2 separate regions of the Homo sapiens genome follow, and region 1 is linked to region 2. Evidence: read pairs that join two places in POLR2A ChIA-PET (ENCODE). Cell type or tissue: GM12878. All regions are shown on one strand. Each heading gives the region's core, and the rest is flanking DNA. Links, peaks and the distances in the headings are about the cores only. Region 1 has its middle 18 kb from the start of HNRNPA1L2. Region 2 overlaps SUGT1 (SGT1 assembly cochaperone of MIS12 kinetochore complex).

Region 1 (5,385 bases), core at 74-5,073, 75 kb before region 2:
TTTTTTAAAGTAATCTTTTTGATAGAAATTTATTTTTGTATTATTTAATTATAACTTTTTAAAGAGGTGTTATGTTAAGATCAAGGACTTGCAGTCAGTCAGATCTGGGTTTGAGAATAATAAATTGTCATTTATTAACCATGTCAGAGTTTTTCTACCGAACTCTGGGGTAAATGGTGGGAAGGAACAGATTTGGGAGCACCAGCACCCCCAGGCCTCCCCTGGCCACCCCAAGGAGCAGGTGATCAATATCTCAGCATACCTCTACTTATTTGTGGCACCCCAGTGTGTCTTAGGCCTTAATGGGCTGTGAGGTGCATGACCTTAGGTAAGTTACTTCTCTGATTTTCAGTTTCCTTATCTGCAAAATGGAGACCTTAGGGAGTTAATGTGGGTATGAGAAATGTGCATAAAACATATTGCACGAGGTTGAGGCATATAGTATGTGCTAATAAATGGTAAGTTGCTGCTGCTATGGTTGTTAATAATTATAAAAAGCAAATGGAAAGGGCTTGAATTGAAAAAAAATTTAGATACACGGTTTTTTGCTTTATTAGCCTGCATTGTATTTTTCATTTTTTTTCTTTAATGCATCTTTCCAGGACAAAAAATAATATCCAAAGATATTTTGGCACTAACGGCGCTATCTGTAGCAAGAAAGTTGAGCAGTGTGAACTGTTGAGACTTCCAAGGAGACTTCAGACAACCAAGACAGTGTAAAGGAAAACAGAGAAAAAGACTTGTTAGACATTATTAAGGGCACGAAAGTTGAATTGAGCACAGTAAATGTACAAACAACAAAGCCACCCAACAGAAGTTCACTTAAAAGCTACAACTGGCGGGCCTCAAAGAGCTTTAGGACATGCTCCAAAGAAGAGGTAAATTTAATTGTAATTTGAATGTTGTTTGAAAGTAATTTTTAAAATTCCAGTAAGCTTTTTCTTTTTGCAAAAAATGTTTTTAGTACAAGTACTTGGGAGATATTGAATTAATGAAGAAAAAAATATCAGCTAATAAACACAGGGAGTCTAATAATTACTTGAGAAATGCTGTAATTGTATTATATTTAAATAACAAGAGGATATCTGTACACAATCCAGTGAAAGGAAGAGAGAAGTGATCTCATTGAGAATTCTACACTCTTACATACTTATTGGTGTTATTAACTGCTACTTAACTGCCTCTTTAAGCTGTTAATTAACAATATCATTTACATCTTGATTTGAAGGTAGCTTCATGTCTGTAAAGGACTCACTTATTTGAAATTTTCCATTTAAAAAATTTTTTCTGGAATAAAGTTTAGCACGTTGATTACAACTGCTCTGTATGACTTCCTGTGACCAATAACTATCCGTGCTTTCAGCTTTCCTGGCTTCCTCAGAGCATTGTAATTACTTGTGCTTGTCAAAAGAGTATTTAATTCTAAGTGCAATCAGTAATATCTTGGCATTGTGTTGTAGGTTAAATGGCAGTTTTTTTTTTTAATGATACATAATGATGTATTTCAGGGATGTCATTAATTCAAGTAGTAAGGTGTGTGGCTTTAGGATACCCATCACTGACTTCCCTTATCAGAACAAACAGATAATATAGGCTTCTGTTTTCCAGAATGATTTAACATTTTAATGGAACTTCTTGGTTTCTACATGGTATCAAAAATACCTCTGGAAAGTATAATTGGGTGGTAGAGTAAGCTAATTCAGACAATCAGTACCCATAATAGGTACTTCCTCCTCGTCCTACTCTTTAGAAACAAAACAGTTACATATAAGTATGTGGAAGTAAATAACACAAACATATAAATACATATCAAGAATGGCATTTTTAAGGCTACCAGACCTGTTTATGACCCCTCATGCCCTTTATTTTAATTTAATTAACTATTACAGAAATGGTAAAGTGAGTTGAATGCTTTGGAAAGAGTCAGTAAAGGTCACGTAAACAATTTCTTTCCAATTAGGCATGAGTGAGACAAATATACATACGCAGGAGCATCATACCCTTAGATTGCTTTGTAAGCTATCTCACATTCTTGCTCCACTTTTCCACTTAAACCAAAATTGAAAATATTGCAGGATGGGTGTGATGTATGTAAAATATATGCCTTAGAACCTTTTATCAGTGGTCCTGTGTTTAAAAAAGAGGCTTTGGTCCTACATCAAAAGACTGGTGAACAAGGTGCATCTGTTTTGAGTTTTTAAAAGGTGTCTTTTAATGATTTTTGCCTCCCCTCCCCGCTTTTCAAGGACTTCCAGGATGCATGGGATTAGATGAGTCATGATCTTTGCTTCATGAGGCACTGTCATCATAGCTTCATGCATAGCCTGCTTTTCTTTCTTTGTATTATATATTAAATCCCCATTGATATGGTTACCATAGTTACACTACCTCCCAAACTTAGTGGCATAAAACATTCACTCATTATGCTCACAGATTCTGTGGGTTAGCAGTTTGGCTGGAACACAGCGGGGAAGGCCAGTCTGTGCTCTATGATGTCTGGGTCCTCAGTTGGAAGACTTAGAAATCTGAGGCTGGAATCATCTGAAGTTTGCCCACTCATAGGTCTGGCAGTTGATGCCAGCTGTCAGCTGAGACCTTAGCTGAGGGTGTTAGCAGAAACACCTACATGTGGCTTTCTTTGTGGCCTGGGCTTTCTCACCGCATGGTGGCTGGGTTCCAGGGTGGGTGTCTCAAGAGAAAGTGAGCCAAGAGGAAGTTGTATTTTGTTTTGTTTTGTTTTGTTTTTGAGATGGAGTCTCGCTCTGTCACCCAGGCTGGAGTGCAGTGGCGCGGTCTTGGCTCACTGCTATCTCCACCTCCTGGGTTCAAGCAGTTCTCTGCCTCAGCCTCCCGAGTAGCTGGGATTACAGGTGCCTGCCACCATGCCTGGCAAATTTTTGTATTTTTAGTAGAGATGGGGTTTCACCATGTTGGCCAGGCTGGTCTTGAACTCCTGACTTTGTGATCCACCCTCCTCGGCCTCCCCAAGTGCTGGGATTACAGGCACGCCACCGTGCCTGGCCAGTTGTATTTTCTTTTTAATGACCTAGCCTTGTAATAAGATTGGACATTACCATGTTTACCCTCTTCCACATTGATTTTCCTAGGATATTTGTTTTTACCACAACCACTTCTGAGACACCGTCTTAACAAGGATAATGTCATTGATAGGAATGGAGTAATATACATTTGGCCCTCTGTATGCGTAGGTTCTGCATCCACAGATAACTTCTGATAACGTTTTTTAAGAAACACAGAAAAAAATACCAATTAAAAAATACAGTATAACAACTACTTATGTAGCATTTGTTATATTAGGTATTACAAGTAATCTAGAGATGATTTAAAAGTATTCTCGAGGGGCCTGGAGCAGTGGCTCATGCCTGTAATCCCAGCACTTTGGGAGGCCAAGGTGGGCAGATCACTTGAGGTTAGGAGCTGAGACCTACCTGATCGACATGGTGAAACCCTGTGTCTATCACAAAAATACAAAAATTAGCCGGGTGTGGTGGCATGGGACTGTAATCGCAGTTACTCGGGAGGCTGAGGTGGGAGAATCCCTTGAACCCGGGAGGTGGACAATGCAGTGAGCCGAGATTGTGCCAGTGCACTCCAGCATGGGCAACAGAGTGAGACCCTATCTCAAAATAAAAAAAAAAGTTATGAAGGGGAAAAGTATGTATTCATGAAATAGTTTTAATTACAGGATTGAATAGATTGTTAAAAGATACTTTTTTTTTTTTTGAGATGGAGTCTTGCTGTTTTTTGCCCAGGCTGGAGTGCAGTGGTGTGATCTCGGCTTACTGCAACCTCCGCCTTCTAGGTTGAAGCGATTCTCCTTCCTCAGCCTCCTGAGTAGCTGGGATTACAGGTGCACTCCACAATGCCTGGCTAATTTTTTTGGTTTTAGTAGAGATGGGGTTTCACCATGTTGACCAGGCTGGCCTCGAACTCCTGACCTCAGGTGATCCACCTGCCTCGGCCTCCTAAAGTGCTGGGATTACTGCCATGAGCCACCACGAAGCCCTGAAAGATACTTTAACAAGTTCTCATTACATTGTTAAAATCTATGAAGAAAGATCCTTGTATGTAAAAATTATCTTGTTCAATGACACAGGCTCCCTACAATTTTTATTAATTAGAACTTTATAAATTATAAAGCCAGAGACTATAACTATGAAGGAAATTATTGTTATGAAATGCATGATTCTGAAAAATGAATATTCACCTATGTTCTGTGCCTACTCTGATCAAATACATATATTAAAATTTGAAAATGAAGTTTACAAGTGGTTTATGAAAGAAATAACAATGATGTGGAATACGGTTAAAGCTTTATTCACAGATAACAGTTCTGAAAGTACATTTCATTTTAACTATTATATTTCCTTTTTTCTTTTTCTTTTTTTGAGACAGGGTGTTGCTCTGTGGCCCATTCTGGAGTGTGGTGGAACAATCATCACTCACTGCAGCCTCAACCTCCCAGGCTCAAGTGATCCTTCCACTCAACCTCTCAAGTAGCTGGGACTGTAGGCATGTGCCACCACTCCTGGCTAATTTTTTTTTTTCTTTTTGTGGAGATGGGGTTTTGCCATCTTGCCCAGGCTGGTCTTGAACTCTTGAGCTCAAGCGATCCTCCCTCCTTGGCCTCCCAGAGTGCTGGAATTACAGGCATGAGCCACCATGCTGAACCCCTTTTTTCATTCTTCTATTTTTCTTCCATTCCTATCAGATTTTAGATCTTCCATATATATCTCAATTAAGTCCTTAAAATCTTTCTCCAAGAACTTTAGGAATTTGGGAGCTTTAATTTGAATATTAGGTAATAGATCATAATACAGAAAGCCAGGCATAATAAAATATTAATTTGGGTCCCACTTATTGAGATGGCAGTTCTCAGTGAGTTTAAAAATGTCGCAAATAGCCAGGTATGGTGACAGATGCCTGTAGTCCAAGCTACTCAGGAAGATGATGTGGGAGGATTGCTTGAACCCAGGACTTCGAGGCCAGACTTCACGACATACTGAGATCCCATCTCTTAAAAAAAAAAAAAAAAAAGGAAACAATGTTGTATACAGTTTACTTTCTTTTCATAATAGGATGTTTTTATATTAACTTGCTCTAATTTATTTAGGAAGCTTTTAAAAGCTTTTTCTTATGAAAAATTTAAAATATACGCAAAGTACGCAAAATGGTACAGTGAACCCCTTTATACTGTCACCCAGCTTCAACAATGATCAACATTTTACTATTCTTGTATTATATATACCTTCACCCAGTTTTCATCTCCTACTTGATAATGATTGATGGCTTTTTTTTTTCAGGTAAAATTTACATACATTAAAGTGTACAAATCTTAGCTGGAGGATTTTGACAAATGGATAA
Region 2 (5,385 bases), core at 180-5,179:
AAGCAGTCTAATCTTTTGCAACTCTGTTACTGACTTTTGTGGCATTGGATTGGGTTATTTGCTTATGGTTGAGACATCACTGGATCCTTTGATGGAGTCATACCAAAACCACAACATGTCATGAGCATGCTTGAGAGTGCTAATCTATTCCTTGTTTGTCAGACCAGTACATTACAGTTGGTTCATTTCTTCCCCCGTGTGACTGAGTTTCTTGAGGGCGCGGTCTAGCTTCCATCTTTGTATGTGTAGCACCTGGTACATAGAGAACAGGCTCCCAGAATTGGATGGATTTGCTCATGGTCTTATCACTGCACAGAATGCCCTTATTTTCTTCCATTCATTCTATGAGATCTCAATTAAAATGTCAGTACTCTTGTGGAACTCCCCTCTCCATGCCCTCTACTGAAATGCATTGCCACTCTAGTTGTGATGTGGGAGTGCCTTGTTTATGCCTCTATTTATGACACCTTCATGGTGTCACATGTTATAGGGTTAGTTGCGGCTGTGTCTGTTTTACCTTGTGTGTCTTGGTCAGTTAGTGTTATTTACTTAAGCTTTGGATCTTTGATACATAGCGTAGTGCCTTTCACATAGTATGTACTCAAATATTGGAAGTTACTCATCCCAAACCATAGTGTTTAAAATTGGGGTTTTTTAAAAATGTCAAGCCCTTAAAGTTGATCATTTATTTGTCAATGTAAATAGAATAGTAATTTGTTTTCAAAAAGATGAGGTCTTGCTGTGGTGCTCAGGCTGGAGTGCAGTGGCTGTTCACAGGCGTGATAATTGTGTGTTACAGCCTCAAAGTCCAGGGCTCGAGTGATCTTCTCACTTCAGCCTCCTGAGTAGCTGAGACTAGGCGTGCACCACCGTTTCTGACAGGATTTTAATTTTTAAGTAGGTTTTTAACCCACAGCCACGAGAGCTAATTTTAACTACATTGTTAGAGGTAGTAACAGTTATATAACTAATCAAAACCAGTGTGATATCCAAGTACTTTTTTTTTTTTTTTTTTTTGCTATTTAATTTTGAGATACCATTTTTTGGAGGGGTGTCCTGATTTATTTTATTTATTTTATTTATTTATTTTTATTTTTTATTTTTTTAGATAAGGTCTTGCTCTTGCCCAGGCTGGAATGTAATGGCATGGTCGCAGCTCACTGCAGCCTCCGTCTTCTGGGCTCAAGCAATCCTCCTTCCTCAGCCTCCTGAGTAGCTGGGACTACAGGTGTGTGCCACCACTCCCAGCTAATTTTTAAATTTTGTGTAGAGATGGGGTCTCCCTGCATTGCCCAGGTTGGTCTCTCAAACTCCTGGGTTCAAGCAGTCCTCCCACCTTGGCCTCCCAAAGTGTTGGGATTATAGGCGTAAGCCACTGTGCCCGGCTGTTTTTTGTTTTGTTTTGTTTTGTGTTTTAATTGAACGGACTGAAGTTTACTTTCTAACTAGGTTAGCCCTCCATTCATACAAAATTATGAGCCCAAATGTCTTGGGGAGAGTACAGGAGAGGCCAGATCTTAAAAGCCAGGAGTGGAATTAGGTTTGAGCATATGTAGCAATATGGAAACAAAGAGTGAGTCAATTTATAAGCATACCAATCTTCTTGGAGACAAAAGTTTGAATTGCTCACGTGTCCATTTTTTTTCTGGAATCCCTGAAGAAATTTTGAGATACTGAGTACTAGAAAACCCTCTTTGATGAGGGTTGTATACTTTATTTTTAAACAGTATCAACACCGTTGAGGCCCTTCAAGTCTTTGCAGTCAAAAGCCATACACTTTTTCTTTGAGTGAGCCTTTACTTTAAGGTATGTAGTAGAATAATATAGGTATCTGAAAAAGAACTTGGTTCATGACATCCACTCATTCATTTATGCACTTAGCAAATATTCATTGATTGCCAAATACGCATCAGACACTGAGCTAGGTGCTAGGTACTAGGTAAACAAAATTCCCTGCCTTCATGGAGCTTAGCTTGTGGTGGTGGAAAGAAGCCCTCAGCCTGAATACTCAACTTATGTCTGCCGTTTATTCCTTAACACATTAAACTATAGGTAATAGCATATGTTAGTCTAATCTTTGTTTAGCAAAGCTATTTCTTGTTCTGGAATATAAGTACAGTTACAGCAGAATAAGTACCAAGGCAAGATTGGAGAATGACCGGTTGTGAACAGGGACTTAGGAATATGTGTAGCATAGGATTTTATTTTAGAGTTGTTAAAATCAGATCAACAGAGCATGTTTTTATGGGCCATCTGACAAGACTAGAGGTAGCTTTGGAACCTCTTATTCCCTGGAATGCAAACATGTATTTGCATTTCATCCACTGTCAGTATGAGGAGACAAAAACGAAGTCAGGATTTTGGAGCTGGAATGGATCTTAAATACTATGTAGTCCAAACGTTTGGTTTTACAGATGCACTTTTTCCAGAGTGCTGTCATCTCATATACTTTTTTCTTCATACAGGTTTTTAATGTAACTCACTCAGATCGTTGGTGATAGACTCTCTCTTAAAACTTATTTATCCTAATCTTTTTTTTTTTTTTTTTTTTAAGAGACAGGGTTTTGCTCTGCTGTCCAGGCACACAATAGCTCACTGTAACCTCCAACTCCTGGAGTCAAGTGATCCTCCTGCCTCAGCCTCTCAGGTAGCTGGGACTGCACTACTAGTGCACTAAGCTAATTTTTAAATTTTTTTTGTAGAGACAGGGTCTTGCTGTGTTGCCCGGGCTGCTCTCTTAACTCCTGGCCTCAAGTAATCCTCTTGCCTTGGCTTCCCAAAGTGCTGGGATTACAGGCGTGAGCCACCATGCTTAGCTGATTTGCCCTAATCCTCTGCTGACATTCTGATATCGGACAACTAAAATTATAACATTGGGCAGCTATTTTGTATGATATATAGGGTAGTGGTTCTTAAGCTTATTGGTGAGTAACCTTCACTTGGGAAGCTTATTTTTAAAAATGTAGACCTTCATTACTTTCCTCCTGAGATTTTGAATCAGTACCTTTGAGAGAGGGTCCAGTAAATCTTTGTTTTGAATGAACTGATGGTTTTGAAGCAGGTGACCTGGAGGACTGCATGTAGAACACAGTGATGTCAAGGAGTAAAGGAGAGAACAGAAGTGAGATTAGCACTAATCACCTCTAATGCCTTATTTCCAGTAAAGTTTAGAGAAGAGGAAAAGCTACTTGGCTTGCTCCTTTGAAGGTTTTGTTTCCCTCTTAACACAGAAATTAAAAGGTAGAGGAGAGATGCTGAATGATGCTTTTTTTCTTCTTAATCTTGGGGGGTCATTATGATTAAGTTATTGAATCCATATCACCGTATGACAGCACATGATGAAAGAAAATCAAATGTTTGTTTCAATCAAAGTGAAACAAAATGAGAATAACTATTTGGGCAAAACACTTTTATCACTGCTAAGATATTACTAGAACTGAGCAGAGAAATACTCAGAGAGAGCCATGGCATAGTACTAATTAATAATGGGGTACCATTTAGCAACTGGAATATTCTCCGATGATGCCTGTTTAATTACCCATAGGTGCTAAGTGAATGTTAAAAATTACGGTGCTGGTTGAGTAGGCCGAGTAGAATTTGTGTTAGGGCACATCCCATGGAGATCTTTTTTACTGCTTAATTTTTTGGAGTTACCTCAGTAACTTAACAGGCAGGAATATGGTTTTAATGGAAAGGAAACCATTTGCCTTTAACAGCATTAGTCCCGCTAAGAGAAAGTTTTTGCTTGTCTAGTTTATTACAGGTCTTTGACTTTGTCAGTATATGGCAAATTTAGTATAAAAGATGATTAATTATCAAGGCTGATGAAATATAGGCAGCTGAAAAGAAAATTCTTAGCAATTCATACCTTAGAAGGAACCCTGAAGGACAGGACGCCATAGAAATCCTGTTTTTTTAAAAAAGTAATTTCAAGTAAGTTTGCAAATGCAATGCTAGTAAAAAGTATATAGAGGTATGTCTTTCACACTATCTTGTTACTATTAGAATTTTTGTAGCCATGTGCAGAGGAGAGAAAAGGTGTTGGATTTTCTGCAGTTCTGATTCAGTTCTAAGAATTTGGTGTGAAAAGAATGTTTGCAAAGGAGCAGGCACAAAGGTGAGAACAGGAATACGAAACACAACATCTGTAAATGACTAAATTCAGAGGGAATTTAGTGGGGCATATCTCTTAAATGGTTTTGAATAATTTGGTGTTTTAACCAATGACTTAATTTAACTTAGTGGGTATACTGTTCCCAGTCCCATTACTGATTTTTATTCCTCTGTGATAACATACACCCAAATAAAGACTGCTATGTATTTGACTTTAAAACTATAAAGATGTAAAAAAGGTTCACTAAGCCAAACACCTTAGAAAATAGCCTCAGCTATTTGCTATGTTTATATTATACCTGCATAAAAGTATTTATGTATAGATGTACTTACCTTACACAGTAAGTACCTAAAATTTGTAAATTGAATACTTTTGAATGTAAGCAGTTGAAGTAAAACCTGTAGTGAGTTCTTCAGTCAGTCAACACTAAACCTGTTTTGTAAATTTGATGCTAGTATTATACTGGACTTTCTCAAAATGAAGTACACCTATATATGCATATAGTATATGAGCATGTGTATTTGTACAAAAGCCCTTCAAAAGGAGTTCAGCTTTTATAAACACCAAAACACTCTCTGCCTGTAAAATGTTTTTGCTGAAATTTGTATCATTAACTCTCAAATTTACATCTTCATGTTTGAGATACGCTTTTAGGACTGTCTATGCATGTAGACTTTGGTCAACTCTCTCCTCCTCCCTCAATAAATCAGTTAACTTAAAAAATATATTGTGACCATTTTTATAAAATACATGTTCATAAAACAGATCAACATATTTAGCTTATACAGAAATAAAATTAAGTCAATCCACTCACAAAGAATTTCTATTTTGTAAAAATGTAGCTTGTATTTCAGTATAATAAAATCTGATGTAAGAAACTGTTGAGTGGGTTAAGTGGTTATTCTTAGTATTATATCTACTTTTTTAGTGTCACAGTTATTTGAGGTGCTGGTGGAAGGGGAGGTGTAAAAACACACAAGTTTTTGCAGCCAGAAAATGAAAACATTTTCCATGTGCTGACTAAATGGCAGCTGTCACATATTTCCTTCCATTCCGAGTCAAACTAGGACCTTGAAATCTAACTTGAGATGTTCCATCAGGATTGGTTTGTACCACTACTGAGAATTAAATGAGTATCTAATGAAGTACCAATAATACACATAAGTCTATACACACATACTAACATTTCAGTCAAGATTCAGCACAGCAAACTGGGCTGTATTTGCAACTTTTAGACTGGCCTGGTTAAAAGTAATTTGAGAAATTAGTAG

The links. Peaks named below come from ENCODE experiments on the same cell type or tissue, not always from the same donor. Only the 100,000 strongest peaks of a DNase experiment are listed, where the experiment ranks them.
Region 1: POLR2A ChIA-PET joins it to region 2 with 5 read pairs; 4 of 35 experiments call an interaction of 5 or more read pairs at or near these places.

What each region holds. Positions count from the first base shown.
Region 1 is chr13:52,621,387-52,626,771 of GRCh38, forward strand. It overlaps a transcript of HNRNPA1L2 not described here. Among named protein-coding and RNA genes, the nearest start is that of HNRNPA1L2, 18 kb to the right of the region's middle. In GM12878, for the core only: no CTCF peak of the experiment used is centred there; a DNase peak (open chromatin) is centred at 2,695.
Region 2 is chr13:52,695,918-52,701,302 of GRCh38, forward strand. SUGT1 (SGT1 assembly cochaperone of MIS12 kinetochore complex) reads left to right here. Exons shown (of 13, transcript NM_006704.5): 13 at 1-4,992. Among named protein-coding and RNA genes, the nearest start is that of CNMD, 41 kb to the right of the region's middle. In GM12878, for the core only: no CTCF peak of the experiment used is centred there; no DNase peak of the experiment used is centred there.